Linked DNA regions of Homo sapiens: regions 1 and 2 are each linked to region 3. A link is a loop called in an ENCODE intact Hi-C map of the cell type or tissue named here. Cell type or tissue: Calu3. All regions are shown on one strand. Links, peaks and the distances in the headings refer to the core of each region. The heading gives the core; the rest is flanking DNA. Region 1 has its middle 44 kb from the start of MIR5197. Region 2 holds the start of LOC105378210 (a long non-coding RNA gene). Region 3 has its middle 100 kb from the start of NR3C1.

The links. A loop is a pair of places that touch in the nucleus more often than their neighbours do. Peaks named below come from ENCODE experiments on the same cell type or tissue, not always from the same donor. Only the 100,000 strongest peaks of a DNase experiment are listed, where the experiment ranks them.
Region 1: a loop joins it to region 3, with 2.3 times the contacts of the local background. A loop is called at or near these places in 2 of 110 quality-filtered maps.
Region 2: it touches region 3 in a loop (1.9-fold over the local background); 3 of 110 quality-filtered maps call a loop at or near these places.

The regions. Positions count from the first base shown.
Region 1 is chr5:143,630,334-143,641,319 of GRCh38, forward strand. No RefSeq gene overlaps it. Among named protein-coding and RNA genes, the nearest start is that of MIR5197, 44 kb to the right of the region's middle. In Calu3, for the core only: no CTCF peak of the experiment used is centred there; a DNase peak (open chromatin) is centred at 5,068.
Region 2 is chr5:143,659,360-143,670,345 of GRCh38, forward strand. It overlaps LOC105378210 (a long non-coding RNA gene), which reads left to right and starts at 3,534. Exons shown (of 3, transcript XR_944377.3): 1 at 3,534-3,598; 2 at 10,035-10,127. In Calu3, for the core only: no CTCF peak of the experiment used is centred there; no DNase peak of the experiment used is centred there.
Region 3 is chr5:143,501,685-143,512,670 of GRCh38, forward strand. No RefSeq gene overlaps it. Among named protein-coding and RNA genes, the nearest start is that of NR3C1, 100 kb to the left of the region's middle. RefSeq lists an enhancer at 5,540-5,834. In Calu3, for the core only: no CTCF peak of the experiment used is centred there; a DNase peak (open chromatin) is centred at 5,797.

The sequences.
Region 1 (10,986 bases), core at 3,076-8,075, 130 kb after region 3:
TTTTAAACCAAATTCTATATTTCTATGATCGTCTATGTTAGGTCACTTCTTTTCATGCCTCTTCTAAAAAAACATGAACGTGGGGCTCTCAGACAGGCTGTGCTCTCGTGAATGGTCCTGCCAAGCCTGGACCATGTGGTATGTGATCTCATTCTTATTCATGTTTTGTGATCCTCGCTCACTATCAAAGTCAAAATTCCTGGTGCTATACATTCTGGCTCATTTCTTATCTTCTTATGAAAGAAATAGAGCATATATATATTTGCTTCCTCAAGTCTCCTGGACATTTCAACTCTTTTCAAAGAACAGCTACTATAGTGTGAGTTTTATGCAGGAAATGCCTAGTGGATGTGCTCCGCATCTTTGATCATCATGTCTTCCTCAATTTACTGTGGGAAGAGGCATGTTTATTTCCACATTTTCTGCTTATTTCTTACTCGACCTGCACTAAAATTAATGTGGTCTCCCCAGTCCAGTTTTGACCTTTCTATATGCATTTAGGAGGGAAAATACCTAACCAATCCAAAGTATTAGCAATTAGTTATAAGCAAGCCTGCTTTATTTGGGGGAGATTTTGAGATTTGTGAGAATATTTCACATAAGATTTTTTTTTAAAAAAACATGCCTTAAGTGAATCTGTTGCATGAAATGTTTAACCAAATCATCTTTCATTGTTCACAACCCTCTAGTAGCTTCCCTTTGTACTTAGAACTTAATTAAAACTTTGTGCCAATGGCTCCCAAGTCCTTACACGATCGGGTTTATTTTTCTAACAACTTTGAGGAAACACTGACATAGAATAACCTGCACATATTTCAAGTATACAAATATAATCAGTTTTGACATGTATTTCTACCCATGGAACCATCGACACAATCAAGATAATGAGTTAAAAAAATCAATTTCTCCCTTAAATTTTGTTACGTTGCTTTTTAATGCATGTCTCACTTCACCTCCATCCCCAAGCAACCAATGATTTGCTTTTTGTCCCTATATATTAGATTGCATTTTCTAGAATTTTATATAAGTACTTGTACTCTTTTTTGCCTGCCTTCTTTGACTCAGTGTGGTTTTGAAATTCATCCATGTTGTTGCATGTATTGATTATTTATTCCTTTTTACTTTTTATTAACTTATCATTAATATGGATATAATGCGAATATACCACACTTTGTTTATCCGTCTACCTATCAATGGACATTTGAATTGCTTTCAGTTTTTGGCTATTACAAACAAAGCTTACTTAAAAACTCTTTTTTTAAAAAAAAAGGAAACTAAGAAAAAAGTAAATTACTACTGAAAATGGAAAACAAGTTTTATTGCCACGAATAGAAGCTAACCATAGAAATAAGCAGAAAATCAATAAGAGAATTGTATTACTTAAAATCATTGCAAGTACCGCCAATGGCACATAAATGCTTCCGAATGCTTTGGGAAACCCTGTTCCTGCAGGACCCCAATGGGCTTCTCTCAGTCCCAGCCCCAGCCCCAGCCCCAGCTGAAAGCTATGGAAGCAAGTCAGAGCAGGTTGTGATAAAGATGGCAGGTATACGGACCCACTAGTCAAGAAAAGAGCCAGTTACAAAGTTGGACTTGCACCCTCCCCAGTCACAAACGAATCATGGCATAGCATTGAGAAGTTATATTCTGTGGTGCATAGTTAAAAATAGTTAACCTATCAGAGGGTAAGACAGAATGTGGTGCTGTAATGTTAACAGATGCTATTTGGTCATTTACTTGTTAAGTAAAAAAAATGATCAGTGACTCTCACCTGTGTGCTAAGCACTAGGGGTACAAGGGTGAGCAATATGGATATGGTGCCTGTTGCTCATGAGCTTATTTAGGGACTTAAGAGAAGAGACTGATAATGCAACAAGCTTTAAAGTGGGATAAGCACTGTAATATGCAGTCGCCTTGTGGTCTGAAATCTCAAAGCAGAGTACTTGCTGTGCCTAGATGGGTGTTTTAGGGAAAAACTCTCTTAAACTGTGTTTTCCCTTTACTCTCTCACCATCACAACAATCATCAACACAGAAGAAGATTTCTGTGTCCAAAAGTGTAGGAGTTTTTCCCACACACCAAGCAGTGGACACCAGTTCTAACACTATCTATCTGGAGATAGTGTCAGATCCCACAGTTTGGGGGCTCAGTCCCCAAGAGTGCCGCCCGTACCCTCAGACCCAAGTCCAAGCCTCCAGAACTTCTGACCAACCAGCTTCAAGTTGGGATTCCCATGACACCTCTTTGGGTTCAATTAATTTGCTGGAGTGGCTCACAGAACTCAGGGAAACACATTTAGTGGTTTATTATAGAGGATTTTATACAGGATACAGATGAAGAGATGCACAGGGTGAGGCATGGGAGGAGTGGTACCGAAATTCTGTGTCCTCCCTGGGAACACACCTTCTAGGAATCTTCATGGGTTCAGCTGTCCAGAAACTCTCAAAACCCTGTCCTTCAGGGTTTTTGTGGAGGTCTCATTACATAGGCATGATTGGCAACTGTGTAGAGATGTCATTGGACAAAAACTACATGATTTAAACCCAGCAAGGCCTGTCTGTTCAGACTTTTCTTGGCCTCTGTGTAGCATGCCTTCCTCTAGGGTATGAGGCAGGACTCTCTCTGGAATGAGAGTCTTTTGACCCATGATCAGACTAGAGTCCTGCCATGAGCAAGTGAAAGAAGGACAGGCGAAGGTCAGAGAGAGAGAGACTCTGTCTCCTGAGGACTAAAGTGCCCCAACATTATAAGGAGGACTATTGGAGTTATAAGCCAGAAACTATGGATGAAAACATTTTTATATATATAACACCACAAGGGGTCACAATATTTAAATGGTTACCCAAAAGGTAATTAGTGTCAGACAGAGGAAGTGGAAGATGTGGGGAATAGGACAGAGGGGCAGGTTCTGGGAAGAGGCACAGATAATTGGAGAAGTCTAGAAGTTGGGTTGCGATCTCACCTCAGCACAGACGAGGCATGATCAATGTGGTAAAGAATCCATGCCAGTGTTTTCCTCTTACGCTCTTTATCACATCACTGAGTAATTTCTCCCTGCCCAGGTGGTAACTAGGTGATATAAATGCTGGTAGACTGGTGGTCTACAATGATTCTGGGAAGAAACTGTATTTGATTTATGACTTGTAAATATTAAATGGTTTATTTTGTAAAGCTAATATCAAGTTATTCTTTTAAAATGAGTCTGGTCCTTGCAAAACCAACCAGTTAGTGACTTATTGAAGCCAGTGGAGGTGGTGATGAAATAAGTGAAGGAAAAGCTCAGAAGCTCAGACCTAGAAAGCTGGAGAGATCAAAGCTATGATGGCGAGGAGCAGTTAACATCAGAAGAGACAGGGGAATTATAGCAGACTCTTATGCCATCTACCCAACCTTCATTCTTTCCTTCTTCCTGGTTAACAAAATGCCAGTTGTATGCAGGGATCCACATTCCTTCTCAAATCCAGGGACTTCAGAGGAGAATGACTGCATCCCTGGCTTGGAGTTGGGTCTGATTGATCTAAGTCAAAAACAGCAACCTCCTTCTACTTGCCAATGACTGGTCTAGCATGAGCATGTGTCACACTTCTGGTCACAGAGATATCAGGTGAAGTCTGCTGGGGGAGCTCCTGGCAAAGGTTTTCCTTATCTTAAAAGGGGTCCCAACAAAGACTTGGTTTCTTTTTTCTCTGGAGGCTGTTGTTGTCATTGACTATGACTCCTAAACTGCTGCAACCACCTTGTGACTATGGGTAGGGAAGACAGCCAGGGAACAATTGAGGGATGGCAGGACACAGAGATGAATTGTTTATAGGCTTATCAAAGAGGAGAGTGCATCTGCTAATTGTAAAATTATTATTATATTCAGAGTTCAGTCTTCTAGACCTAAATACCCCCAAATCTCAAATAAATAAGATTTGTTAACACTGACAAATATAAAGTTTTACTTTTAAGGTTACAAAATTAATTGTAGCAGGATTCAGTAGAAATCTGATTTCCTCACTGTTAAAAAAAAAAGACCAAAGAACTGACAGAATACCCAAAAATATATTATTAAGGTTATTTGTAAAAGTATAGTGCCCAGCCTAGTGGAATCCCATAGTACTCAGTATTGCTTCCATGTCTGGGATGTGGCATGGGAACCCTCTTTCAAAGGAATATTGATGATTAGAGGTTATCCTGGGAAGAAGAACCAGGATGGCTAAGATTTACAGGTCCTCATGTGCAGGCCCTCACTAGAGGCAAGCAGGCTGTTTAACTTGGAGGAGAGAAGAGTTAGGGAGGGCACGTTTACTGTCTTTAAATCCCTAACGAGGAGCCAACTTCATCTGGGTGGGTCCAGAGGGCCAAACCAGAACCAAAAGAGGAAATGTCAGAGACACTGAGATCAGTCCAATGTAAGAAAAAACTTTGACCTTATAATAATTATATCTGTGCAACAATAGAAATGACTGGATCTTGAAATAGTGAGTTGTCATTAGAAGTGTTCCAACAGAGGATGAATAACCTGTGTGGACATAAAACTCACTCAACACTTATTGCACATCTACTAAATGGCAGATGATTAGTGGGGAGTAGAAAGATTAATGTGATGTAATCCCTGATCACAGGGTGTTGGAAGTCTACAGTGGGTAGATGACAGGTAAACAGCTATTTATTCTGTGTGGTAAGTGATATTGTAGAGTTTGTGCAAACTTTTATGGAGACATTAATTCTGCTTTGGATAATCAGAAAGTATTGTGAGGAAGTTATATTTACTGAGACTTGAATAATGATCTGGAGTTTATATTGCTGGGAAATAAACTATCAATGCAGGGGAAATTCAGTGAATTGTAAAATCTAAGAAAAAAGAAGAGAAAGAAAAAGAAAAGAAAAGAAATAAAATAAAATAAAATAAAAACAGAAAGGAAGGGAGACAGAAAGTAAGACAGAAAGAAAGAAGAAAGAAAGCAAGAAAGCACAAAAGCAAGCAAGCAAGAAAGAACAAAGAAGTGGTTGCCTTATCTGGATGGCTGGTGGCTATGACTCAAGGCTCACTAGATGAAGTGGAGAGAGTAAATAAAGCCAGAGATCTTTAAAAGTCCCAGGCAGAGGCATGGAACTGGATCCAGAAGGAAAACGTCAAAGAGCATACAAGGGCGGTCCTTCCCCTGGTTTGCTTTTTTTGTGGAGAGTCAGCCACCTTTGATGCAGTTGTTCACACACTTCCAGTGGCCTGTGAAATCCCTCAGGAGCAGGGGGAGCTTATGATCTAGTTTGATGGTAGGACTTTACTGTGAAGCTTGAATCCCCCCAGATTTGCTTAGAAATATAACTGGGAGGCTGGGCGCGGTGGCTCATGCCTGTAATCCCAGCACTTAGGGAGGCCAAGGTGGGTGGATCACCTGAGGTCGGTAGTTCGAGGCCAGCCTGACCAACATGGAGAAACCCCATCTCTACTAAAAATACAAAATTAACCAGGCATGTTGGTGCGTGCTTGTAATCTCAGCTACTCGGGAGGCTGAGGCAGGAGAATCGCTTGAACCCGGAAGGCAGAGGCTGTGGTGAGCCGAGACTGCACCACTGTGCTCCAGCCTGGGCAACAAGAGCGAAACTCCATCTCCAAAAAAAAAAAAGAAAAAAGAAAGAAAAGAAATATAACTGGGAAAGATGGATGAGTTTTGGAAAAGAGGTCAGTTTTGTTTTGTTTTTCCCAAAGGGTGTGGTGAACTGAAGTAGCCAGAGGGACAAGAAGCAGGAGAGTGAATAATCATCCCTAACGCTCTGCAACATATGAGAAGAGGGGAAGCAAACCACTCACACTGACAACTCCTTTCTTTAGCTCCAATCCAGACTCAACAAAAAAGGACTTATTTGACAAAGATACATGGCACTTGATGGCAAGCAGTGGCAGTATGATAAACTGGTAAAGCAGTCCAAGACTTAAGGCCTAAGCTTTTGCTTCTGGGCTATGTGACCTTGGATGAATTACCTCACCTCTCTGAGCTTCAATAGTCTGCAAAATTTGCAAAATGAGGTACAAGTATTGATCACTCAGAGAAGCTGTGGGGATGACACAGGATAATGTTATATAGCTCTATTAGTGTGCTAGCACAGTTCTAGCCATGTAGCAGGGAGTCGTGAATTATAACCATTGTTATTATTTTATTCTTAGGAATAATACAAGTTAAAAAAGGAATTAATAGTTAGGGCTTATTGGACTTTGGGGGACAATTGATTCAACAAATTTGAGCACCTACCCTGTTCAAGGCACTCATTTTGTGCTGGGAAAACAGCACAGAAAGTCATTTCTTCCTTCAGAGAATTACATTCTATATGAGAGATACAGACAAGAAAATAAACAAACATAGATAAAGAGAAGAGCTATAAAGAAATTTAAAAAAGAACACAGGGGTCACACTATGCTTGTGCTGTGAATAAGAACATTGGCTGAACCTGCAATATTTGGGGAAGGATGTCAATTCCTGAAGGCTGACATGAGGTCTACATTGAATGTCAGACTGACTCAGTGACTTTATATCCCATATAGTCACACTTTTATGTCTTAATGAAGTCAGGTTTCAGACAAATTGGTTCATTCATTTCCGAGGACCCCCATACTTCTTTCGGTCTTGGATAAGTTGAATTACTCATTCACTAAGTATTTTGGCAGAACCTTCAACTGATGCGTATTTTTAGCGCTGGGTTCATGTGTAAAAAAAAAAATACATTTGGAGGGGCCGAATGAATAATGGAAGAGGAAAATAAAATAGCAAACTGTGTTTTTCAAACGTCAGCTTGGTAGTAATGGAGCAGAAAGTATTGGGTGATTCATAGCATATGTGAGGCTAAAAACAAACATAAGCAAAATACCAAATTGTTCAAAGTCTCACAGGGAGGGTGCCAATCATGAAAGAGCTCGAACTGACAAAAAGAGTGAGAAGGGCCAGCATAGGGGGTGTGGGGAGACAGAGACAGACATTGACATAAAATAGTAAGATTCAAGAAGAATGTTCTGTTTGAATGTGATGACCAAAAGCATATTTTTGGGAGAGTTTAGAAGAATGTCTCTCCAGAGCCCAGACGTAGCCTCTGAGTAAACAAGGAAATCGTGGCCTATATCTTTGAATTTATAGTTTGACCCTGAAAATGTGCACTTTGGTCAGCAAAATGTTAAGAGGAATTTTCAACAACAGAAGTAGCTGATAATCATGATTGTAAAAACACTTAGCGTTTCCATATAAATGTCTTCAAAGAAGAGAGTGAGCTTTTAATAACAACTCCATATTGTGAAGTCAAGGCTGTTAATGGCATATACTTTACACACAAACGACTTTAATACAATTTATGCCATCACCTTGAAACCCGTTCTAGGAAATATCTCCAAGATTTAGTTTAGATTCTTCTCTGTTATCCAGAGCTGAGCCCCTGATTCAAGCAAGCTTATCATTTATTTTTTTCTGTAGTCTCTTAAGCCTCAAATCTACCATTTATTTTTAGTTTGTGATGTTTCCTGTCTCTGAATGTCATTTTGCCAATCTCCCTCCTGGCTTCCCTCTACTCTTTGACGTTTAGCTCAAATGTCTCTCCTTCAGTGAACTTCTTAAGCAGAGTCACTCATAACTTGATCTGGTTTCCTGCAGCATTTTATACACATCTTTATAATTCCTTTGTTAATCATTCTCATGCCTATTGTTTATTTTTTGTCCTTTAGGTGCCAGGCACTGTATTAAGCATATTACCTAAATTCTTTACTTTAATACTTGCTATTGCTTTATGAGATAGATATCATTATTATTCTCATTCATGATTGAGGTTAAGTAAGTTGCTTCATTTCATCCACCTAATAAGAGATAGCATCTGACTTCTTACTCGAGAACACATACTCTCAAGTACATGCTATGTGGCCTCTCATATCACCATACTGTTTGCTTTTGCTGGTGTTGCAAGTTTATTTGTGTTCACATCTATCTCCCTCTTTACATAAAATACATGTACAGGTCTTGCCTAGGTTGGAGGGATAGATGAAATACAGGGCTGGTCAGGAGTCTATTTACTGGTTCTGTCCATGATGCAGGAGACAAAGTTGTTAGCGTAGTCAAGGTTGATTACTGGGAGGTTACTTGAAGGAAAATGCCTTAGACCGGTGGTCCCCAAAGTTTTTGGCACAACGGACCAGTTTTGTGGAAGACAATTTTTCCATGAACCAAGGAGGAGGGGTTTGTTTTGTGATGATTCAAGCACATTACATTTATTGTGCATTTTATTTCTATTATTACTACATTGTAATATATAATGAAATAATTATACAACTCACCATAATGTAGAATCAGTGGGAGACTTGGATTTGTTTTCCTCCAACTAGTCGGTCCCATCTGGGGGTGATGGGAGGAGTGACAGATTGTCAGGCATTAGGTTCTGATAAGGAGTACACAACCAAGATTCCTCGCATGTGCAGTTCACAATAGGAACTCTTCCTCCTATGGGAATCTAATGCCGCCTCTCATCTGACAGGAGGCAGAGCACAGGTGGTAATGTGAGTGATGGGGAGCGGCTGTAAACACAGATGAAGCTTTGCTTGCTCACCTGCTGCTCACCTCCTGCTGTGCAGCATGGTTCCTAACAGGCCATGGACCAGTACCAGTCTGTGGCCCAGGGACTGGGGACCCCTGCCATAGACAAAATTGGTAACAAGAGTCAAAAATCAGAAATGAAGAAAACAATTCAGGACAATGGAAGTTACATAGGAATCAAAGGTTAAGAAAGATCTTGTTCAGACAAAATTTTAATTGGACACAATATTTACACACACAGAAGAAAGGGCATTCTTTTTCACTTGGTATATACTATGCATGGCCAAGTGTTATAAACTTCTTGGATGTACTAACCATATAAATCTCAAAATAAGTTTCTAGACTCTCCTGGTATATCAGTTCCTTCTCATTTGGGACATATGCACATTTCTATTGCAATTCTTACTGCTTAGTATTGTTTAAGAGACAATCATGCCTTGTGGGGCTCAGATCTTTTCAAGAACATTGGGTATATCTTATCCATCTTTGTGGTCCAATGTCTAACAACTAGTGAGCTATAAAAGGTGGGCCAGTATGTAAATAAAATTGAAACAAACAAGAATGTTTTCTATAGCATTTGTAAAATAATTGGCTATATATTTTTTAAAAACCCTCAAAATTCATGTTTTCTATAAATAAAACACACAGTACTTTTTTTTTGTAAGTTTAAGTTCTGGGATACATGTGCAGAACGTGCAGGTTTGTTACATAGCTATACATGTGCCATGGTGGTTTGCTGCACCTGTCAACCAGTCATTTAGGTTTTAAGCCCTGCATGCATTAGTTGTTTGTCCTAATGCTCTCCATCTTCTTGCCCCCCACCCTCTGACAGGCCCCGGTGAACACACAGTACTTTTCTAGGGAGTTAAAGATTCATTCAACAACTGGGACATTTAGACAATTGAAGAGAATTTCAGAGATAATGGATCATAACTATGTTTTTCCTCTCCCTTCTTTCTTCTGGAAAGGTAGAAATATGTATCCTTTTACTGACTCCCTTGATAACTTCCCACCAAGGCCATGACATTTAGAAGGTAGTATTTATTGTAGAATTGTAAGAAATGGACATAGTTTTCATCCCTTAAATATGTTTTCTGACTACTAAAAACAGTACCTAGTGGTTGAGAAAACAATTGACCATTTATTTATGTATTTCTTCATTCATGCAATGAAAACATAGTTAAAGCCTTTTGTATGCAAGTCTTTAAGCTAGCTACCAGGAATATAATTATGAGCCAAAATAGACATGGTCTTTGCTCTCCTGCTGTTTATTATCAAATGAGGGTCATCAAGTAATTAACTAAAATTATACCTTGCAAAGGGTTTCAAAGAGAGCTATATGGTGCTATGAGAACAAATAATAGGGGAAAGAGAAGCACAATATAAGCCAAACATGGAGATGTTGGAGTAGGTAGATCTTGCTGGGTATAACATCATGTTAAGGATTCTGGTATTTACCCCAAGAGCCACAATACGTTGTAGGCACTGAGTTAATGAAATTAGATGGTGCTTTCAAAAGACTACTTTGTTTATAGTGTAGAGAATAGGACGCAGGGAACAAGAGGAAAGTAAGACACTAATTAGATGGTTTAGATGTTGGTCTAAGTGAGAGTAGATAGTAACGTGGACCAGGTTTAAGGTCTTGGGAAACTGAAAACGAACTAGTTTCACTATTTATTTATTTATTTATGTATTATTTTTGAGACAGAGTCTTGCTCTGTTGCCCAGGCTGGAGTGCAGTGGCACGATCTCCGGTCACTGCAACCTCCACCTCCTGGGTTCAAGTGATTCTCTTGCCTCAACCTCCCAAGTAGCTGGGATTATAGGCGTCTGCCACCACACCTGGCTAATTTTTGTATTTTTAGTAGAGGCAGGGTTTCGCCATGTTGGTCAGGCTGGTCTTGAACTCCTGACCTCAGGTGATCTCCCCATCTCAGCCTCCCAAAGTGCTGGAATTACAGTTGTGGGCCACTGTTCCTGGCCTCACTCTTCTGATTTCAAATAGAAGTCCATGGGTTGAGCAAAACCTACTGGGACTACTCATTAGCAGGTGGAGGGAAACTGTAGCTGTGCCACTTGGAAGAAAAAGTCACCTGTGGGCTTTCAGTTTAGTTATTTATACTTATGCATTTGACCTAATGAAGATGCTTCAGCTTGAGGAAACAAACGGATATGGGAGATAATTGGGGACCAAATGGCATAATCATGAAGGTACACGGTATAGAACTTGATTTTTTTCTACTTTCAGCTTAGTTTATTCCCAATTCCTCACTAAAAAGCATAAGCTTAAATGAGGTTTTTGCAACATTTAATAGGTTAAATTCGTCTTCTAAAATTTGTTTTGACTTGAACTTTGCACAAGACACAATATTAAAACATGACTTAACTAGAGGCAGGGCCTTATTTGATCTTTGTATTCCCTAGGACTAGCCCCAGT
Region 2 (10,986 bases), core at 2,839-7,838, 160 kb after region 3:
ATATAAGACCAGGGTCTATTTTCTTAGTCATCTCAGGATGCCCATCTTAACTTATATTTTTTTTTCCTGAGAAGCATTTCAATTTGTTTTGGATTTGTGGTTGAATTTCCTGATATATAATTCTGTCTAGAAAAGGACTTTAGAAATCTCTTGAAGATGCAGTTTCAACCTTTAAGTTTATAACTCCACACTGACAGATAATTAATATTTAGCCCATTTCTTCACAGTAGACATTAGAGAATGTGCTCTATATGACAGGAAGCTGCTTTCTGTATACAGAACTTTTGGGTTTTTTTTTTTTGTCCCCATTCCTCCCAGACACTGCTGATACAGTAAGGTTGTTTCACTATTTACTTAGAATTCTGTATGTCATACCAATCATTCACAACAATCTTTAAGTTCACATTTTAAAATACGCCACATGCCATTCACACCTTAGATAAATATCAGCTAACACTGAGTCATGAATCATACTTGTGTTTACAGATCCATTGGGAGGGCAGCTATCTTGATAATCCATATTTGCTGAGCATCTATGATAGGCTAGGTTCTGTGCTTCATGCTTCACAAACACCGTCTCACTAATGGTAGTTAATAGTAATAAAGGCAGTTATTATTATTACAAAGATCATGTATTAGGCATCGGCTATGTTTCATCTGGCATATTTCCCCTTTAAACAGACAAAAGCCCTGATGTTGCTGGGGCTATTTTTAAGTGAGGCTGAGTAACTTACTCAAGTTTACTCAGTTATTAAGTGGTAAACTCTGACTCCCAGACCTTTATCCATCAGTCATTTGCATATAACTTGCATAATTTTTGCCATTCTGCATACCATTTGTACAATTATTTACAAAATATTTTTTAAATTGACATATTTTTCTTTACATATACACAGCCAAAAAGGAAACTAAATATTACTGTCATACATGAAAAACTGATATTATTTGCCACAAAAAGAAGGTAACCATATAAATAAATACAGTGAAATGTTGTTCTCTGCAGCCTGGGACTGGCTCCACTCTGATGTGCAGACTGATTTTAAAATGGTTCTCCTTGTAACTTCCATTACCCCATGGAGTCTACCACATAGATTATCTTGTGTACCCTCTGTGGCTTGGGTCCCACACTTTAGGCTTTATTTAATACCATTCAATGTGGCTTCACATAGGTGAGGATATTATGGATCATGGATCTCTGATGGAATGGAAGTAAATTACAGTCATGCCCTGGCAAACACACTACTGCAAATAACTAGATAAGAAAACACACATAAATAAGAATTTAATGAATAAATGGGTTGATTGTATTTTTTGGCAATACATTTTGACGATGTTTAGTTTTCCAGTGAGAGAGTTTTTTTATAGCTATATATAAAATAATATATGTGTGTATGTGGGATATATATAATTATACATACATATGCAACACATATATATGTATCATTCTGTTTATATTGGGAAGGCTTATGCTGTGCATATGCCTCCCGAAGATTATGTATGCCTAAACTAAAACAGTCCTATAAATTATACTTGCATAGGCTATAGTCTTGATTTATGTATAAGAGGTCAATTCATAAGCAATTATAAATGGAATGTCAATCATAGTCATTATCTGGCTGAGCAATGAACATTTATTAACTAGTATGAAAAATTCCTCTTGGTAGTTTTCGGCTGGCATGTATGTGGATGGAAGGTTAAGAGTGTTAAATCAATTTCACAAGCAATGAGAAGCCTATAATTTAAATGTCTTTATTCAATTGAGTATTGTAGGAACTTTGGTCTAAAAACATGAAGCTCTGTAGGTCAGGATCCAAAGTCTTTGGATATTAAAAAAGTTCAAAACCTTCATTTTTATGAGAAAAATTTCCTATTTAAAAGGCAACATGATTTGGTAGAAATATAAGTGATTTTTGAGTCAGAGAGACCTAAGTGAAAATCCCAATTTTTAACCTACAAGCCAGGTGACCTTATCTATGCATTTGGTCCCTTGTTTAGCAAGTGAGGGTAGTAGCTCCTTTATCAGAGGATTTTTGTAAGATTAAACAAAAAAATTAAAAATGATTAAGCCTAGTGCTTGGCTGATCATATCACGGTTTTATTTATTCAGGGGCCAAACGCTAAGTGCTAGGTGCTAGGGACACAGCAGTAAATAAGGCAGATATGATTCTCCCCTCAAATAAGCCAGATTAAGAAGATCATATTATGTGTCATGAAAGCAATTGGGAAATAAATCCAATGAGAGAGACAGTAAGTGGTGGGCACAGTAGCTAGCAATAGTTTCTCTGAGGAAGCAGCATTTAATCTGAGAACTGACAGTTGAGATTGAGCAAGATGTGGGGAGAATCAGGAGATGGCATTTTAGGGGCAGGGAGGGGTCTTGGGCAGGCCATTACTGGAGTCTGGGTAGAGATGACAGTGAATTGGGTTAGGGAGGTAACAGGGCAGATTTATCTGAATCTTGCGATAACTATTATAAACTCCCTTTCTCCTAAAATAAACAGAGAATTAATATCATTGAACAATTTCCACTAAGTATAAATTAAAATGAAGAAAGCAAAAACGCTTCTTGATATAAAACACAGGTTCTTAAGATCTTGGAGCCTCTTGGCCTTCTTTTCTATGAATTATTTTTCTTCCTGACCAGGCCCTTGCATCAGATATGTTTCTATGACAAATGGAGCTGCTTTGGATTTGATTATTATTTTCGTTTAGTATTGCTTGTCCAGATTCTTGGTAATAAAACTTTTCAGAGCTAATATTAAAAAAAAAAGATTGAATGTTCTCTTCTTCCCTTATGGGATACTCTCACTCAACTGACTCATAGGTAAACATATTGAATCAGAGAAATTAATTGCTGTATTGTGGTGTCTTTGCCATGGGGAAGTGCAGTTCTTGAGTGGCTTGCTGAGCAGCCATGAAAATTGTTAAGTGAAAGGTATGAGACAGAGAGGCCAATGGAGAAAACAACTCTGTTTGCACCCTTTTCTCTAGGTTCTTTCTAATGCTGGCTTAATTTGGGGAAAGATCAATGAAAAAGCAAACCCTTGGTTTGGTTGCCAGAGAAAGGGTGGTGAAGGTGTTCTCTCTGTGGGAACACTATTGGGTGTCCATGCATTTGAAAGGACAGGTAACTTATACCATCAGTCATTAGTTTCCTTCCACTCTTGTATTTTTGGGGTTCCAGCCTGTGGACCACCTTCTTTTCTAGTTGCCTTTCACTTGCCTTGGAGTATTGATCTCCAACACCCTGCTAGACATACTGGTCTTGGATTGTTATTTAATTTCAGAAAACCAGTTCTCAGTGATGAGAGCAAAGTCTTTCCTCTTGCAGGCATGATAAGGTAAGAATTGCTTGCTTTTTAATAGCTCTAGTTGCCTTGGAATGGATTTCAAAGCAACACTGGAGGGTAACCACTGGTCTGAAATAGCCCACCCCAGCCCTCCCAACCTCCTTCCCTACTTTGGTATATTTATATAGTTGTAGGTATAAGGGCATTTGTTCATACCTCAGCATTGCATTGTTCATTTTTTTCAGATGATTGGAACACCTGGAGTATAAGTGGAGTAAAGAGTACAGAAGAAATGCCTCTGGCGGAAAGTACGAGCTTCCCATAATGATCTACAATGAGTTTGGTAGAACTTCTTCCCTTTTGTCCAAATGCCTTGGACCTGCTTTAATATGCTGCTAAGTGTTCCTTTATTTCATTGTGAGGGTAGATGATGTGCCTTTGCACGTCCGTGTGCACACTCAGCATCCTCCTAAGTGCCTGGTGCCCAGTGGGTGCTCAATACATGCTTGTTGAATAAAAGAATATGACAAGTCCAAAATGTATTTTCCAACTTACTTTCTGTAGTCTTCTGTGCCTCAGATGCTAAATAGGTTGAAAAGGCATAGATTTGTTTTGTAGAACTAAAAAGACATTTTTAAAGGTTCAATATGGAATCATTAAACAAGTTCTAGTTATTCTATATTAAAAATATCTTTAAATAATACATTTTTGGATTCCAGGCATCTGAGTTTAAAACTAATTGCAAATAATCCCCATTTTCTTTAAGCTAATCCATTGTATATCTGGGTTAAAAAAATACAGAGAAATGATTTTGTTGACAAAAGACTTGGCCACTTTTCATAATGAGATTACCAGAGATAACAAAGAATGTATTTCTTAAAATCTATTTTAAAAATGCATTTTCAGTAAGCAGAGACTGTTTTTTTCTCCCCTTTGCTCATTCTTTTTCTAATGGTTGTTTCCTTCTCTCTCTCTTTTTTTTTTTTCTGAGATGGAGTCTTGCTCTGTCACCCAAGCTGGAGTGCAGTGGTGTGATCTCTGTTCACTGCAACCTCTGCCTCCTGGGTTCAAGCAATTCTCCTGCCTCAGCCTCCCAAGTAGCTGGGATTACAGGTGTATGCCACCACGCCCAGCTAATTTTTGTATTTTTAGTAGAGATGGGGTTTCACCATGTTGGTCAGGCTGGTCTTGAACTCCTGACCTCATGATCCACCCACCTCGGCCTCCCAAAGTGCTGGGATTACAGGAGTGAACCACCACACCCAGACTCCTTCTTTTATCAGTATCATCTGTTGAACTCCTACTGACTCTCAAAAGCCCAGTTCAAGTGTTTTCTCTTTTATGGAGGTGTTGTTGTTCTTCCTCCTCTCCACTGCCAGGCTGAACAAACCCCTCCCTTCTCTGCACTTTGAACAAACACATCATACTGCAACAGCTTGTATATTTTCCAATTTCCGCTCCAGACCAGGGGTCAGAAACTGTGGAGTCCTAATTAGGGAAAAGGAGTCAGGCTGGTGGGACCAGGAGAAAGGAAAAAGAGAAAGCAGATAAGCCATAAATTTGCCTTTCTCCATGATCCAGGACACGCAGCCCTCCTGTGCCCATCTTATCACCAGACATCTGCAAGTTAGCTCACTGCAACCTTGGCATTATCAGTACTGCACAAAGCCCTCTTCAGCATACACCATAAACACAATTCAATAAAATCTCCAGCAAGCCTCTGTTTCCTTGCAGTCAGCTCCTCTTCTGCTGATTTGCCCATTGCCATCTCACAACGTATTTTCATACTTTCTCTAATAAATCTGCCTTTCTTTATGTACAACTGTCTTAGGAAATTCTTTTACCCATGTGCCACTGGCCTAGACAGTCGTTGCTCCCCCGTGACAGAAGTGATGGCCCACAAGCCAAATCCAGCCTGTTGTCTTGTTTTGGGGAGAGGGGAGTCGGTGAATTAAGAATGGCTTTTACATTTTTAAATGATTGGAAAAAAAAGGAGAATGAGATTTCATGACATGTTAAAAACACTACAAGATTCAATTCTGTATCATCTGTAGTTACTTTTGTGCTATAATGGCAGAGTTGAGTTGTTGTGACAGAGACCATACGTGGACTGCGAAGCATAAGACAGTTACTGTCTGACCCTTTATAGAAAAAAACTGTGCTAACATCTGCTCTGTGGGCAGGGATCATTGTATTGTGGTCATGTAGCATGTAACATTTATTGTTACCATATGCTGAGCATTGTGCTAAATAATTCATGTGCTTTATCTTATTTAATCCCCAAGAACTCTATGAGGTAGGTGCTACTATTATTTCTGCTTACAGATGAGGAAACTGAGGCACAGAGCTGTTGAGAACCTCTCCTAAAGTTTCTAGAGTAGCAATTTGTAGATTTTTGATTCAAATCAAGCTCTTCTTGCCTCCAGTCAAGGCTCATGGCTACCACTCTATTTAGCCCCAATATTGTCCCCACCAATCACTGTTACCCAGGTGCTGAGGGCAGTACCTGGCAATGCTTGTGAAATAAATTAGTTACATTTCCTCCCTATTGTCCCCAGCTGTATTCCTGTGTTTAGGGGGAGAGACGTGGTTTCCTTCCCAAGTCAAACATAGGCCTCCATTACTTTTGCTGGGTAGAATGAGGGCCATAGCTCATAGATGGATTAATTAATCTATTAATGGTATATAGTGGACATATCTCATGAGCTAGGGTCTGTGCCTGGGCTGAAATGTAGATGTGGAGAAGCTCGAAGTCTAGAGATACATCCTTGAATATTTGAAGGAGGAGGCAGAAAGCTCTCTATGGATCCTGGGAGTCTGACTCTGGTAGGGTAGTTGAGTAGCAGACATGAGATTTCAGACAGTTCACATAGTGGCTTCATGTCAAATATTCTTCCCCTGTTTTCACATGAGAGACCTTATTAGTTTTATTTATGGTTTAAAAAATCTAACAGCTTTACTGAAGTATAATGATTATATAAAAACTGTTTATACTTAATGTATAGAATCTGATGGTTTTGAACACATGCATATACCTGTGAAAGAATCACCACAATCAAAGAAGGAAACATATCCATCACCTCCAAAAGTTTCTTCCTGTCCCTTCCCTGCTTTTGTGGAAAGAACCCCTAACTTGAGATCTGCATGTTCAAGTGCACAATACAATAGTGTGAACTATAGGCACTGTGCTGTACAGCAGGTCTCTAGAACCTCTTCATCTTGTATAAATGAAACTTTATACTCATTGTTCAATGGGTATTGATGTTTTAAGGATTTTCCCCTTAAGAGGAAGATTTAGTGATGAGTCCAGATGGCACAGTGGCTGCTGATGAAACAGTGAGGACTTTCTACTTTCTCCACAACTTCCTGCTCTTATGCTCAGGGGGGAAAGGGCAGATGGACACTCCTCGGTCCCCTGTCACTACTTGGGTATTTACTGCAACACTTGATTATGGGGATTTCTCTAACGACGAGATGTAGCATGAGGGCCAGTGGGACCGGGCTAGGAAAGGGTGGGGACATCCACTGATTAGTTATATGACCTTAAAACTTAAAATACTTCCTGTGTTTTAGTTTCTTGTGAAATGGGGATAATAATAACTACCTTGTAGGCTTGTGAGGACTAAATGGGATACATAAAAGGATCTTAGCACAGTCCCTTTGGCATTATAAGTTCTCAAATATCCGCTGCTACTGCTACTCAGGCAGCCGTTACTCCCACCATGGTTACTACAGTATCATTTTTATTAGATTCCAGAAATTGAGCCATGAAAAGAGCAGGAAATGTCAGGATAGGAACATGTGCTGAGTGTTGGAAGAACGTGCTGACCAGTAATGAATCATTATAGAAGTTTCATAGCGTGCTATTGGCTGGAATGTTCTTCCAGGCAAAATATTATCCAGAGATCCCTACCTGAGACCTTTCTGGGCTCCAGCTTATAGGAATCTGGTCAAAAATCAAGTCATTGTGCTTGAAGAATAACATACTTTCTTTCACTTAGTCCTCTCCACTATATTATAAAGTGGGTTGTTTTTGTTCATTTGAAGAAACTGATCCAACACTGGTCTGTTGCTGGCCTGTGATCACTCGGCCAGCGAGTGGCAGTCAGGATACAGGTGGTTCCCTCTCCAAAGTTCAGGCTGTTAGCTATTATGAACTCTCTTTACTACACAATATCAAGTCAAGGGTGATAGGGACTTCCTTGTATACTTTAGATTTAAAATAAAGCAAAATTATTTAGGAAGGCAGAACATACCACTTTTAGGCAAGAAAATGCCTAATCAAGAATATGAAAGAACCTGTTTTGTTTCTCTTTCTGTCCCCTCTGCAAGTAAAAGGAAAAGTAAGGTTCTACTCTTGGGTTTTTCTTCTGTATTTTACATCCCAACCTGAGGCAGAGCGAGGAACCCGGGAGAGCTATGCAAGGGTGATGCCTAAGAGATTTGTCTAAGAAGAAGCTAACAGGACTAGCAATAAGGAACATAGATAATAATGACTACTAATAATTTAATCGTAATATGCTTTTCCTTGAGTATTTACTATGTGCCAGACATTGTGCTAAATATTTTACATGTATCAGCTGATTTCATTCCTCTAACTACCCCAAGAGGCAGGCATTAATACCTCCATTTTGCAGCTGAGAAAACAGGATCAGAGAGGTTGAGAATCCTGCCCATGGTTGCATGGCTGCCTTGGGGTGGACACAGATGCGCTGAGTCCACAGCAGAGGCTCACAAGCAATGGCAATAGATATTTAGAGGCCAGGTCTGAAGGCAGTGGAGTGGTGCTCCGTCCTGCCTCTTATTGGAGTTGTTTTCATAGAGTAGGTAAAAGAAATAAGGTTACTTAATCAGACCTGAAACTTCTGGATAAATAGAGTCATGGGGTTCTCCAGCTGAAATAATCTGGCCAATGGTTCTTAAATCTGAGCATGAGCTCAAGAATTTGCATGTTATATTAATTTCTTGGTCAGAGCTACCTAATTTGTGGGACCCAGAGCTTGCACACACACACACACAAACACGCACACACACATACATGCACACACACACACCCACATGTGCGCACGCGTGCACACACACACACTCTGAAGATGCGGGTCCCTTATTCAAAAAGCAGGAAAAGTTTTCATTAAATAAGATAATAAAAGATAAAAACTGTTTCCTATTTTCCATGATCTCTTTCAACCAGTCATGACATTTTTATTTGTTTTTGTTTAATGTCCTAAGAAAAAAATAGTAAATTATTAACAAGAATTGTATTATTCATCTGTAGATTATACAACGTCAATTTTCAAGAGCATTTAACTTGTCTGAGGAGTCACTGAAAGTATGCAATTCATCCTTAATAGCTCGTACATACAGATGTATTCCATTCTTAATGGAAGAGTAGAGCTGTGCCATATAACTGATTCTGCTGTTTTTGTTTCACTCCTTGATGTGGACACATTCCAGAAAAGTTGGCTTCCATTCATTTACTGATGGGTAAGGAAATACTGACAGGACGAGGAACCATAAGTTGCCTTAGTCAAGGATTAAGGATTTCCTTCTTTGAGTGTAAGCAGTGGCTAATACACAAGTTAGAAAGAATATGATAGGCTTCTTTGGTGGTTCATGTTTCTTAGAATGCTTTCTTTTTGGGTTCAAGCAAAGTTCTGGTTCAAATGAAAAATGTGACTTCTCTGGGCTGTCAGTAACCCCTCCAGTTCCCTTTCTGCCCCCGTTTATTCAGTTATTGAAGTGACACGCTTACTTTATACTCTGAATCTCATGCATATGGGGCCACTGAAATTCTGTGCTCATGGGCCGTTGTAAATGTTATCTGTAAATGGGGCAGCAAGAACTGCAGGTACACATATTGCATATATCTCTGCTCACACTCATTCACCATGTGTCCCATGAATGTCCCAGTATCTCATTGAACTTTACCTACCAATATCAAGTTACAGGAATTTCAATGTGGTTATAGCATTGAACCAACTATGAGGCCCTTGTGGATGTCAGGGCCTTGTGTTCAGGTGATGATGATGCCACTGGTCTGGGGACCACATTATAAGAATCCTTGATTTAGATAATTTCCATAATTTTCCTGTTCACTTTGAATGTATAGATTCAAAAACAGGCAACATTTTGCTTATTATCCCAACAACAAAGGCTTTCAAAGTTTTTCCAAAAGAATCGGATTGCTTCCCAAACAAATGACTCCTACAAAATAACATTCTAATGAGTTAAAGGGCAGGAAAATAAGAAACATCTAAATTGAATTTGTTCAAAAATACATACAGTTTCCCAAAAGTAAAGGCCTGAGGCGAAATTGGAATCATGTTTTACTGAACCCAAAAGTTTGGAAAAATGCTGGAATATACTTAGCTGGACTCAAGATGCCTGAAAGCATTCCCTATTTCTAGAATTTCGTTTTGGCAGGTTAGCTTCTGACCTGAGCTTGTTCCACCAAAGGGTACAGGATTTCAATAGCACAGAAGAGAGGCTATTTCCAGAGTTAAGATTCTTATTTCTCGTTAATTTTCTCCTACTTTTTTAGGTTAATATAATTAGCTCAAGCTATTTCTGTCTTCTTAGCAAGGAAGAATTTCCCTCTTCTTCACCCACATTTATTTTTTCTTCTTTGGTATGATCCAAGGATAAAATTGGCAAATTCCAAAGCAAACTCCCTGAGTTCTGAGGCTTATCCCTTCACCTTGACAGAATATTTTCACTCTCAGCAAATGTGAACTTTTGTTGCAGATTTGAAGCAGTTTCTGTGCAAGACTGGAGCTCACACATGAAGCCAACTCTGAGGAAGTACAAAGTGTTGTCCCCAATCCTCGTAATATCCAGGTACATCACACATCTTTCAAATCCTGTCATCTGGTCCAGCTAAGGACTAGGGAGATCTAATCAGAGGTTTTTGACTTGTTTTAAGCTTATGGGTATGAAGCATTAGCAGATTTACACTTGACCAAGTTGTTTCCTCTTCTGTGGGAAAATGTTTTTCCCTCCTCTCCTTCTGTCCTTTCGGCTTTTGTCTGATTTTGCAAACACACTGCTTTCACCTCTTTTCTGATACTGTTTCCTTCCATTCTTAGGGCTCCAGTCAAGAAAATGAATGCATGATTCCTCATTCTATGGTCTTAAGTAAATATTATAGTTTTCATTGTTATGGGGTTTTTATACTTCAGTGGTTTGGAATTGACCTGAACTAAGAGGCACAAACAGCTTTGCTACTAAATTTGTGTGACCTTATGTGAACTTGGGTAATTTGCAACATTTCTGAACTTCACTTTTATTATGAATTGCACAGGAATACCATCACCTATCTGAAAACAAATGTTCTCAAACACTGGGTTATGTATTAAAATGAAGATTTCATACCCTACTCTCAGAGTTTGATTTAGTATGTGTACCAGAGACATTTGCTATTCACTAAACAGGCAAGGACTGTTTGGCAAGGCCAAGGGCTATGAGGAAAAGTGACTTCATGTAACCATTTTTCCAAAGCATTTTAGAGCTGCTACTTGATGATCTCAGCGTTCTTTTCCATTTGCCATGTGTTCCAGTTGCATACTAACAGGATGGAAACAGCCTGGATCCCTGAATCACTACTTGGAAGGGAGGTGTCATAGAAAGTCATTAGACCTATGGTGGACTTTGAGTAAAGAATGAGCTTTTAAATACTAATAAACAGATATTTGAGGGG
Region 3 (10,986 bases), core at 3,714-8,713:
TGAGATGACAGGCTATGGAGTGGGTGGCAAGAGGCCATCTCCAGAGAGCCACAACAGTTACTCTGGCCTTAAATGGGCTTCAATTATGTACAATTATGCACAAAATTTCCAGTTTCCTCCCTTACATGTCCATGAGCACCCCAGGCTCTTCCTGCCTCAGAGCCCTTTGGCACGTTTCCTCTGTGAGGAAATTTCTTCCGTCAACTCCTTGTGTTTCAGGTCTCACCTCCTCCGAGCTCTTCCCTGCCATCTTATCTGAAGAAGGCCTTTCCTACTATCCTCCCTCCCTTCTGGTGCTCATCATAATTCTAAAAGACACAATTCCAAATGCCAGAACCCCGAATGTTGAAATCCCAAAAGATCCAAATTTCTAAAGTCTAAAATCCTGAAAATCACAATTCTGAAAGATTAAAATCCTGCAAGCCGAGTTCTGAGGAAGGCAGCTGTGCATTTTTGATCGTATACAGCATAGTTGCCTTTTGTTTGTTGCAATATGTTGGCAGAACGATAAAAGACAAGAAATCGTCTTTACTTGCAAATCAAGTATGGCTTAAGGAGATATCTGTGGGTGCCAAGTTGACAAAAGGTAGACTAGTGGACTTAGTTTTACTTGTCAACTTGGATGGATTAAGGGATATGTGGAAACCTGGTAAAGCATTATTTTGGATGTGTCTGTGAGGGTGTTTCCAGAGGTTAGTGTGTGAGTCTGAGTGGATTAAGTGGGGAAGATCTGCCCTCAGTGTTGGTGGGCACCATCTAATCAGTCAGGAACCCAGAGAGAACCAACACAGAAGGTGAGTTGGTCTCCTCTGAGAGCTGGCACACTTTTCCTCTCCTGCCTTAGACATCAGAACTGCAGGCTCAGCAGCTGTTAGTCTCTAGAATCTACACAGGGTCCTGAGGCTTTTGGCCTGGAACTGAGAGTTAGACCATCAGCTTCCCTCCTTGTCAATGTAAAAACATCAAAACTTCTTCAATCAATAAAGAGATGTCCTTTTTGTACATCTATCTAAATTTGTGAAAGAAAAAAATTCTTGAGATCTCAGCTCTTCAGGAGATTGCCTATTTGGTAGTGATCTGTTGTAATGTTTGACAAATCTTGTCAAAAGCCTTAAGGTGTCGGTCATGGTATTTCAGATGACCACAGTTAAAAGCTAGGTGCACACAATTACCAACCATAGTGATAGGCATTTATACATTTTGCTTTTTGACCTATTTATTTGTGAATATGGTTCATCTTCTCATAACTGTTATGCTCATGTGACTGTCATTAGTATACCTGAGTGTTTATGCTTGCAAAAATATGTTATTATTGCCTATTTTATTCTGTGAAGGGGACTATGAGTGTTTGATTGTGGGTTTATGTTTCTAAAATAAATCCCCTAATATAAATAGATGTCTTAAATTTTTTTAAATTATTTTTTCCAGAATTATGTTTTTAGAATTTTGATCTTTCGGGATTGTGATTTTGGGATTTTAGACTTAAAGATTTTGATCTTCTGGGATTTCAACATGTGAGATTTGGGCATTCGGGATTGTGTCTCTCTGGATTATGGCCCAAACTCCTTCCCTTCACCCTGTTTGTTCCCCTCATAGCATGTGGCATGAGCTTAATTCCAGGTTCTGTTATTTATTCATCTATTTATTGCCTGTTTCTGCCATTAGTCTACAAGGCCCAGAAAGGCACATGTGTCTGACTCTCAACATTGATCTCAGTGCCAAGCACAGAGCTGGGAACAGAGTAGGTGTTCAGCAAATGTTTGCCAAATAAATGAAGGAAGGAATGGAACTCTCAACCACCCCCTGGGCAACATATTTGGAAGAAGATTTTAATAAATCCATGGAATAAGGAAGTATTAAAGGCCTTTGGAAAGAGGTTAATTTGATTTTAAAAACATTCTCAGAGAAGAACCTTGGGAGAAAAAGAAACATAAATAAGCTGGTTCATGGTATTTCCTGGAAATGACTTAATGACATTGCCTATCTGACATCCAAAAGCTGTGGGAACATTGTCCCTTTTATATTCTGTCTCTTCCCAGTTGTATTTCTAACAGGATTACAATGATAAAAGTACAGAGAAAGTACCAGAAGAGTTATATTTTCAGCTATGCTAAGATTACATTTATGGACATTGAAGTGCTGTCATAGCAATGTTGACATTTTGGCTGTTTGACTACTCTTTAGTGTAAAGAAATGAGTATGAAATCTGTATATTTATTAACAGTTCTTGTAAAGATATAAGAGGATGTAAGTTATTGACCAGACTAAAGTTTATATTATAATAAACTTACTTAATAAATTTCACTTATTTAAGGTATTCCTATGCCCCACGACCATAGTTTAAGACTGGAAGTACTGAATCATAAACTCAGCTCCACAATCAGTTGAGCATAGATAGCAGTGGCTGTGGCTGTGAGCAGCTGAGACTGGGCCTGGGCCTGGTGGAGCCAGTTGCAAGTTGCTGTACTGACCTGCTGGTTGGGGAGCTGAATCCCAGCTTCAGGGATATTATTAGAATTATAGAGTTAATGTGAGCACAGACCAGGTCTACTCTTTGGGATATGGGCCAAGCATCAAGCTAGAGGAAGAACTACAGCAAATCACAGTGGCTGGGAAAGGAAGAAAATATCTTCCTTCATTCCTAGTATTTGAATATAGGTGAAGCCCACTTAGAATTCATTCATTCATTCACCCAAACCTAAACTTATATTCTTGTGAGCGTGTAGTAAGTTACTATGATGTACCAGACGTAGAATTGATGCTCAATATATAGGCAGTCCTTACTTTGCATGTGGTGCAGGACCACAAATATTACCATGCAAGCTGAAACTGCGCAAAGTAATCATCATCATAAATAGGAAAAATTATGACTGTTCCATGACCTTTAAAAACTGCCAGTGATAAATATATAGGGAAATGAAAAATGTAATAAAACTATTATTTACTTAGTGCATGATAATTGAAAACATTAGAAACACTGAGAATTAGTGTAAAACACTCATCCAAAGTAGTCTGAACAATGCCTGCTCGCCTTCTCTTATCATCATATATCTTACAACATGGAGCAAACATGTTTTCTATGTAGCAGTAAATTGTCATATTCCTTTCTAAGTATGGATCAGTTTCTAATATTTTCTCCTTTGTTCTTTGTATGTTGATGTGAAATATCTCTGAGAGTTCTTTCAAGGTGAAATGGTTGGCCGGCATCACTTTCTCTGGGACATCTTTATCCTTTTTGTCACAGCCACTTTGCTAAGTTTCTCTGACTGCATATCTAGAGTAGATGCAATGGTAAAGGATGTCAACATGCCATAATCAGTTACTTCTTCTATAACTTCACTTACATTTGATTCGAATTTGACTTCCAGGTTATCACTTTTCATTTTTTGGAGTACTTTCATCTTTTTCAGCTAATTTCCAGTTTTGATTATTCATGTTTGTAAACTGTCACATGGGTTTATTACTGGGAGACAAGGAAGCAACACAACCACTTGATTTGCTCTTTGTGTGTCAACTGAATAACAAATGCACAGTGGAAGAAGTGATGTGATCGGTTTGGAAGAAGTGATGTGATTGGTTACTGATCATGATGTGAATCTGTTAAGAAGTGATTTGTGGACCAAAGAGCAAGCAGCTCACAGTTTATAGTTCATATATCATGGTTACTGAAATTTGAACTGTGTTGTTGAAGGGCTGGTGCTATTTAACTAAATTGTGGTCATTGAAGTTCATGCATAGTGGAACTGTGTAAAGCAAAGTGTTTTACTCTGTTTTATGCTGCCATAACAGAATGCCACAGACAGAGTAATTCATAATGAAGAGACATTTACTTGGCTGATGGTTCTGGAGGGTGGGAAGTCCAAGAACATGGTCCCAGCATCTGACAAGGGCCTTTGTGCTACATTATCTTATGTAGAAGGCAGATGGGCAAGAGAGGGTGAGCACAAGAGAGCAAGAAGGAGCTCAACTTGTTTTTATAACAGACTCTCTCCCATGATAACTAACCTGCTCCAGTGATAATGATCATGACCTAATCACCTCCCATTAGGTCCCACTTGCCAGCACTGTCACATACGAGATTAAGTTTCCAACACATGAACTTTGGGGGACACATTCAATCCATAGCACAAGGACTGCTTGCACATAATAGGGATAATTTGAGAATGTCGTGGGGGTACATGATAGAGATTCCCACTAAGTCTGTGGGTCAGAGAATAAATTCTTAGAGAGATGACATATAAGTTGAGACTTGATAAATGAGTAGTAATTATCTTATTAAGGGGGAAGTGTAGGAAAGATTGTTCCAGGCAGAGGGAAGGGTATGTGTAGAGCCCCAAATGCAAGAAAGTGCATGGGACTTGGGGTGGTAGCCATGGTTGTTTCAGGCTGACTGTGGGTGACAATCCAATTCCATTATCTTGACTCCCTCCAGCCATGCAGGCTGCTGCTTTTAGTTACCAGGCAGCACTGACTGCTGTAGCTGGGGACCTCAAATGCTCTGTTTGGGACATTCACCTGAAGAAGGTGAAGTGCAGTCTACTGCCTCTTCTATACCAAGAGTCGCAGTTGGGGCAGCTGGGAAAATCACCAGGAAAATAAAACCAAATCAAACAAAATTAATTTAGAGGATAGTTTATATACATAAGATAGGGAATACTAACGATTCAGATGCAAACACTCTAAGTACAGAATGGTATAAGACAGGAAGAAAATCCCTTTCACGAGTCACAATTCAGAAGGTCAATTCAAACCTTTAAGTGATAAACCACATTTCTAGTCAAGCTGAATACAGAGTACAGTATTTTATTTGCTAAAATCTGAATGGTTACTACGAGCCACCCAGCTTAGGTAACATACCCAAAATAATCTCTATGAATTCCCACAACACTCTTATGGGATAGCCATTATTATCTCAATTGTATAAATGAGAAAACAGTGGTTAAGTCACTATAAGGTCACAGAGCTTGGATCCAAACCTAGTGCTTATTTTACAGCCTGTGCCTTTAGCAACTATACCACCAGTATATTTAATCATAACTAATAGAAACAAACACAAATATTGAGTGATTACTTTTATTTTTTATAAGATAAACAGACCAAGAGAAATGCTAGTTAAAAGCATTTATCTTTAGAGCAAGAATGCTCCATCCTTGTAGAAACATTGAGACAAAAAGAATGCATAAGAGCAGCAGTTTTAAGAAAAGTTTGGTGAAACTAAGTGAAATTCCAGGCATGAGCAATCAATTTAAGATTCTATTAGGAAAGCAAAACAATGAGATTATTTCAATTATTGAGTTAACAATGAGATTTCACCATCTACATTCTAGCCATGAGTAAGACATTTATTTGAATCAGATAAGGAGATATAATGTCATTTGAAGGAGGCCCAGTACATTTAATAACAGAGATAAATGAAACTGACAATGATCTCATACTTTATAAATCTAAACAAAGGACCAAGGTTAGACACAGGGATCCTAGTGGTTGATGAGTTAGTTAAAATGCCGCTTTTTACCCTATCTATTGGAGACCAGACAGGATTTTTGTTTTCTTCCTCTAAACAAGGAGGTTAAGAAAGAATTAATCCAATTGCATTTAAAACAAAGTGCAGGAGCAAGAAACAACCTTGAACCTTCCTTACTCAAATAGCAGCTCTGTTGGTAATTTAATCACTAACTGAGTTGTGTAACTTGCCTATGACAAATGGTAAAATACCTACAATGTGGAAATCTGCCAGAGTAATTCCTTCACAGGAATGGGAGGGAAAGGCTCAGCCAGCTCACACTCATACCCTGCCTCCCTATGCTCAGTGTCTGAAATTGCTTCTGTATTAGGAGAGAATATGGGAACTGTTCTGGATCTCAGGAGAATGTGAAGTCACTGAAATGTTTTTGAATACCCACTTCCCTTCACTCCCCTTCCCACCCTACTTGGTACTTGCTGGCATGTGGCACCATGTGAGCTACAGGCAGTGCATAATGAAGTCTAAATGTTAGCAAGGAATGGACAGGAGATCCTGTGGTGTGTGATCTGGCTTGTCCTTTCTGCCTTCCTTGCGCTAATGTTTAGTTTCAGACACGGAAATTTTGAATGGGATCAATCTGAACTGTTCCTTTCTTTGCTGATAAGTACAACTTTTCGTTCTCCAGTCTCAGCTTAAGCTTCATTGTCTCTTGGAGGCTTTCCTAAGTCACCTGAACTACATTAGGACTCCTTGGCACACACTTCCACAGCTCCCTATGCTTTCTAGTACTAAACACACTTCTTCCATCTTCTCCAGTGCATCAGAGGGTTCACTGCAACATTTCAACACCCAGTCACAATGTCTGGCATGTTGCTTGCCTTTAGTCAATGTTTGCAGAATGAATGGTTGCCTTTGTCATTTTCTTTTTAAAAAGGTATTGTAGACAAAGGCAGTGGTTCACGCCTGTAATCCCAGCGCTTTGGGAGGCTGAGGCAGGCAGATCACAAGGTCATCACAAGGTCAGGAGTTCAAGACCAGCCTGGCCAGCAGTGAAACCCCATCTCTACTAAAAATACAAAAATTAGCTGGGCATGGTGGCACACATCTGTAGTCCTAGCTACTCGGGACGCTGAGGCAAGAGAATTGGAACCCGGGAGGCGGAGGTTGCAATGAGCTGAAATTGCGCCACTGCACTCCAGCCTGGACCACAGAGTGAGACTCCATCTCAAAAAAAAAAAAAAAAAAAAAAGGTATTGTAAAATATTTAAGACAAACACAAATGTGTAAATAAAAATATTACAAACCCCCACATATTGACTACAGATTAAGAATGAAAACAATATTGATACAAGTTTAAGTCCCTACTTAGTCCTCTTTGATCACATTCTGCTCTCTAGAGGCAACTAGTGGTCTGAATTTGGTGACTACTATTTCCATGCATTTCTTAATACTTTCACTACACATATATGTAAACTTATTGTTTTGCATATTTCTATAGTTTGTACAAGCATTATACTATATGTATCCTTCTGATATTGACTTCTTTCAAACTGTGTGTGATTCATGATTCATTCATGCTGTTGTATTTAGCTAGAGGTTATTTGTTTTCACTGCTGTGTATTTCATTGTATAAATGCTTCATTATTAATCTGTTTTCTTGTTGATGGGTTATTTTCTAAATTTTTGCTATTGCAAAATATTATGAATGTCCTTGTACTTGCAACACTTTTCTTCTTTTAGGTCACATTGTGGTTTCCAATATACTAGACCTTTTCATTATTCACCTGTCAAAAGTGACCTGCACAGGATCTCTGAAAGCTGTAGGAGAGATAGGTGATAAGCAAACCTATGCTTGTATGAAAATGGGTATCATTGGATTTACAAGAAGCAGTGTGGAACAGTGACATGAACATTGATCTGGGAATTCAACAGACATGGATTCCAGTAACCACTCAACTTCTTAGCAGCCACGCTGCACTGGGAATACAATGCTTCAGTTTTCATACTGTATAACTTGAATAATAGTCTCCTATCTGCCTACCTCACAAGGTTGTAACTATGATCAAATGAAATAATATTGCTAAAAAGATTTTGAAACCTGATATATTATGCAACATTGGAACATCAACAACCAAAATGTATTACCCAAGTGTAATGTGGCAAAAGAGGTATAATAAAACAACCATACAAAAATATAAAATAATGTGTTATTGCCTTCTACATTTAAACTTGTTATTGTCTACAAGTTGTTATCCTTTATCTACATTAAATTGAGGTGTTCTAGAAATGATACTTTATTCCCAGAGGAAAGATTGGAAGAAAATCAGGCTTTTGAGAGAAATGGACTTTGGGTTTCTACTGCCTATAAAATCCTACTGAGAACATCATTGAAATGAATTGAATTGGTTCGAAAAATGGTACTTTTGCCAAGGTTCTGTCTTTAGGCTTAGGTGTACGTTGAAGTAGGAGAGTTGTAATGGTTAAAATGAGGATTTTAGAGTGCAAATGACCTGGGTGCAAATCTTGGCTCTATTTTCCTTCTCTTTAATGAGTATAATATGATAATTTAACAGGATTGTTGGGAAGATTAAATGAGCTAATGTAGGTAGAGCTGCATATTTGGCCCTTTGAATATGTGGCTCAAATCCAGGCTTAGCTGAGATTTCCCAACAGGTGAGGCAAGGTTGCTGGGGTTTTGTTCCTGTCATATGATCTCAGTTACCTCAGTTTAACTCCTTCTCACTTTAAAAAAAAGTGTTGGTACAGCCATTATGTCAGGACGTGCAGCTGTCGTATGTCTACTGATAATTTTGAATGAATGACTGAGCTAGCTATGTTCAGTGAACAAAGAATGCTGTCACTACTAAAAAGAGTTTCGGATGTGTCAAATGTTTTGCCCTGAAGTGCTGACTTCTGGTTTGGAAACTGAGAAAGAGTAGCCTGGTTAATCTGTTTGACTAACCAGCAAGGAACCAAAGAGAGGGTTTCAAAGTAGTTGAAGACTAATTTTAATCATGCAATCTTTTTCTCAAGCAAGAGCTAAGAACAGATAAGACTGAGGCCTAGTATCAGAACTCTGGGTTCCAAATAGCTATTCTTGAAGCATTTTTTTTTCTTTTGAGACAGTTTCGCTCCATCCATGTGCAATGGCACAATCTCAGCTCACTGCATCCTTTGCCTGCCAGGTTCAAGTGATTCTCCTGCCTTAGCATCCTAAGTAGCTGGGATTACAGGCAAGCGCCATGACACTTGGCTAATTTTTGTATTTTTAGTAGAGATTGGGTTTCACCATGTTGGTCAGGCTGGTCTTGAACTCCTGACCTCAGGTGATCCATTGCCTTGACCTCCCAAAGTGCTGGGATTACAGGTGTGAGCCATCGTGCACAGCCTTCCTGCATTTCTGGTACCCACATCTGCTTTACCAGAATCCTCTTGTGTTATTCTTATGGTCATAATGAGTCAAAGACCAGACTGACCTGGTGCATTTGCGCACGGATGTTTGATTTCTTGGGAACTGGCTTGCTTTGCAAGTACATATTTCTGTAAACACATTTACTATAAAGGTCTCTCCACATCTAGGAGGAGGTGAAAAAGAGTAGGAAGGAGGGACAGAACAATGTCCTCTCCATTCTAGTAATCCCGGGAGGCTTCCTGGAGGGATGTGGCTGGAAAGAATGGGTGGAGATGAGTAGATGCAATTTTGCTGTCATGAATTTCTTTTGTTGCTCTATAACCTCTACTTGTTCACTCAAGTAGGTTTATTAAGCTCCTCCTATCAAACAACATAGCATAGTGACTTGGGAACTAAATTCCTGGGTTTAAACCCCCAATTCTGCCATTTACAAGTTGCATAATCTTGGGCAAGTTTCTTTTAATCTCTCTGTACCTCAATTTCCTTATCTGTAAAATAGAAATAATAAGAATACCTGTCTCACAGGGCCACTGTGGAGATTAAGTAAATTAATTATCTGTATCTATATCTACATCTAGCTTTAAACAGTGGTGGGTCCATTGTAAGAGTTTAAAAAATTTTAGCTGTTATTATTACTTCCAGCTGTAATTGCTGCTAAAAGTAGTAGTCCTATAAAATTTTGGTAAGGACAGGGCTCTTCTGATAAGTTCATCAGTTCTTCAGGGTTAAGAAGATACTTAACAATTTTGAGGTTATTAATTTTCTTGGGTATGACAAATAGCTCCAACTTGGTAAACTGATGTCCAGAACTGGTTTGGGGGGTAAAGACTCCAAGCTATGTCTAATAGTAAAGAAAATAAATACCATTATGTACCTGCTAAATAAGCTGTTCTTTCCAAATGGAAAACATTGCAGTCATTTCAGTTTGCTACTGAGTTCAGCCAATGCCATTGGAGCAGCACAAATGGAACATAATATAAAAGTATACACACAATGTACTGTTCTAAATTCAAAGAGTGCATTTCTCTTACACAGCTATTCCCCGAAATTTTCAGAGAGATGATGCATAGAATGAGGTGGTTATTAAGCTGAAAATGAACAACAGTAAAACAGAGGAGGAATTGCAAGCACTGATAGAGTTGAAGGGAAACCATTAAATATTATAGATAACAGGAATGGAGGGGGATTGTAAGAAATCTCATTAGCCCTGTTACTTTTTGGGAAGACTAAGGCTACTATAGTTTGAAATTAATGGACAAAAATCTTTAAAGAAGCTAAAAAGAAAAAAAGATGTCCACAGATGGAAAACTTACTTGTTTGTGCAATAGCCTATTGTTTAGTAATGCTCCTAAGAAAGTGACTTTTGTGCAACCTAAATTCCTAACACTGCTAAGTCTGCCTAAATGATGCTGCTGCCACTGTAGGAAAAAAAAAATACATAACTAGTATTCTTGAGAAATGGTTGGTCCTGTTGTTACTGTTTTTGTTGTTCTACTTAGTTTAACAAAATATATTTCAAGCTTTCTGTTTATATACATTTTTGCAGAGGGGGCTTGTGCAAGGCTTAGAAGTACAGTAGAATGGAAATATTTTAATCTTCCTTAAATAATTCACAGGACACTACAGGGCCTTGGGGCTCATTAGAAAGATGATTATGACTGGGCAGGCAGATGTAGAAAGCTGAGAAGACCTGGCTTAATCTTTGTTCATACTATACATATCTTGGAAGTAATACTTTTTATGGGGTGTGGGGTGAAAAGGCAGTCAATGTCAGAGCCTTTTCTGAAGAGAGTGAAAACTGAAACAAAACAAAATAATGCAGTTCCAGAAAATTAGAAGATTGTGACACTAGTTCTAGTTCATATAATTTTTAATACTTTTATTGAGATATGTCACATACCATGAGATTACCCATTTAACATATACAATTCAATGGAAGGTTTTCATTATATTTATAGGGTGGTGCGACCATCACTACAGTCAATTTTAGAACATTTTCATCATCCCCAGAAGAAACCCTATACCCATTAGCAGCCACTCTGTATTCCTGTTACCCACTTCATGCTCCAACCTCAGGCAACCACTAATCTACTTTCTATCTCTATGGGTT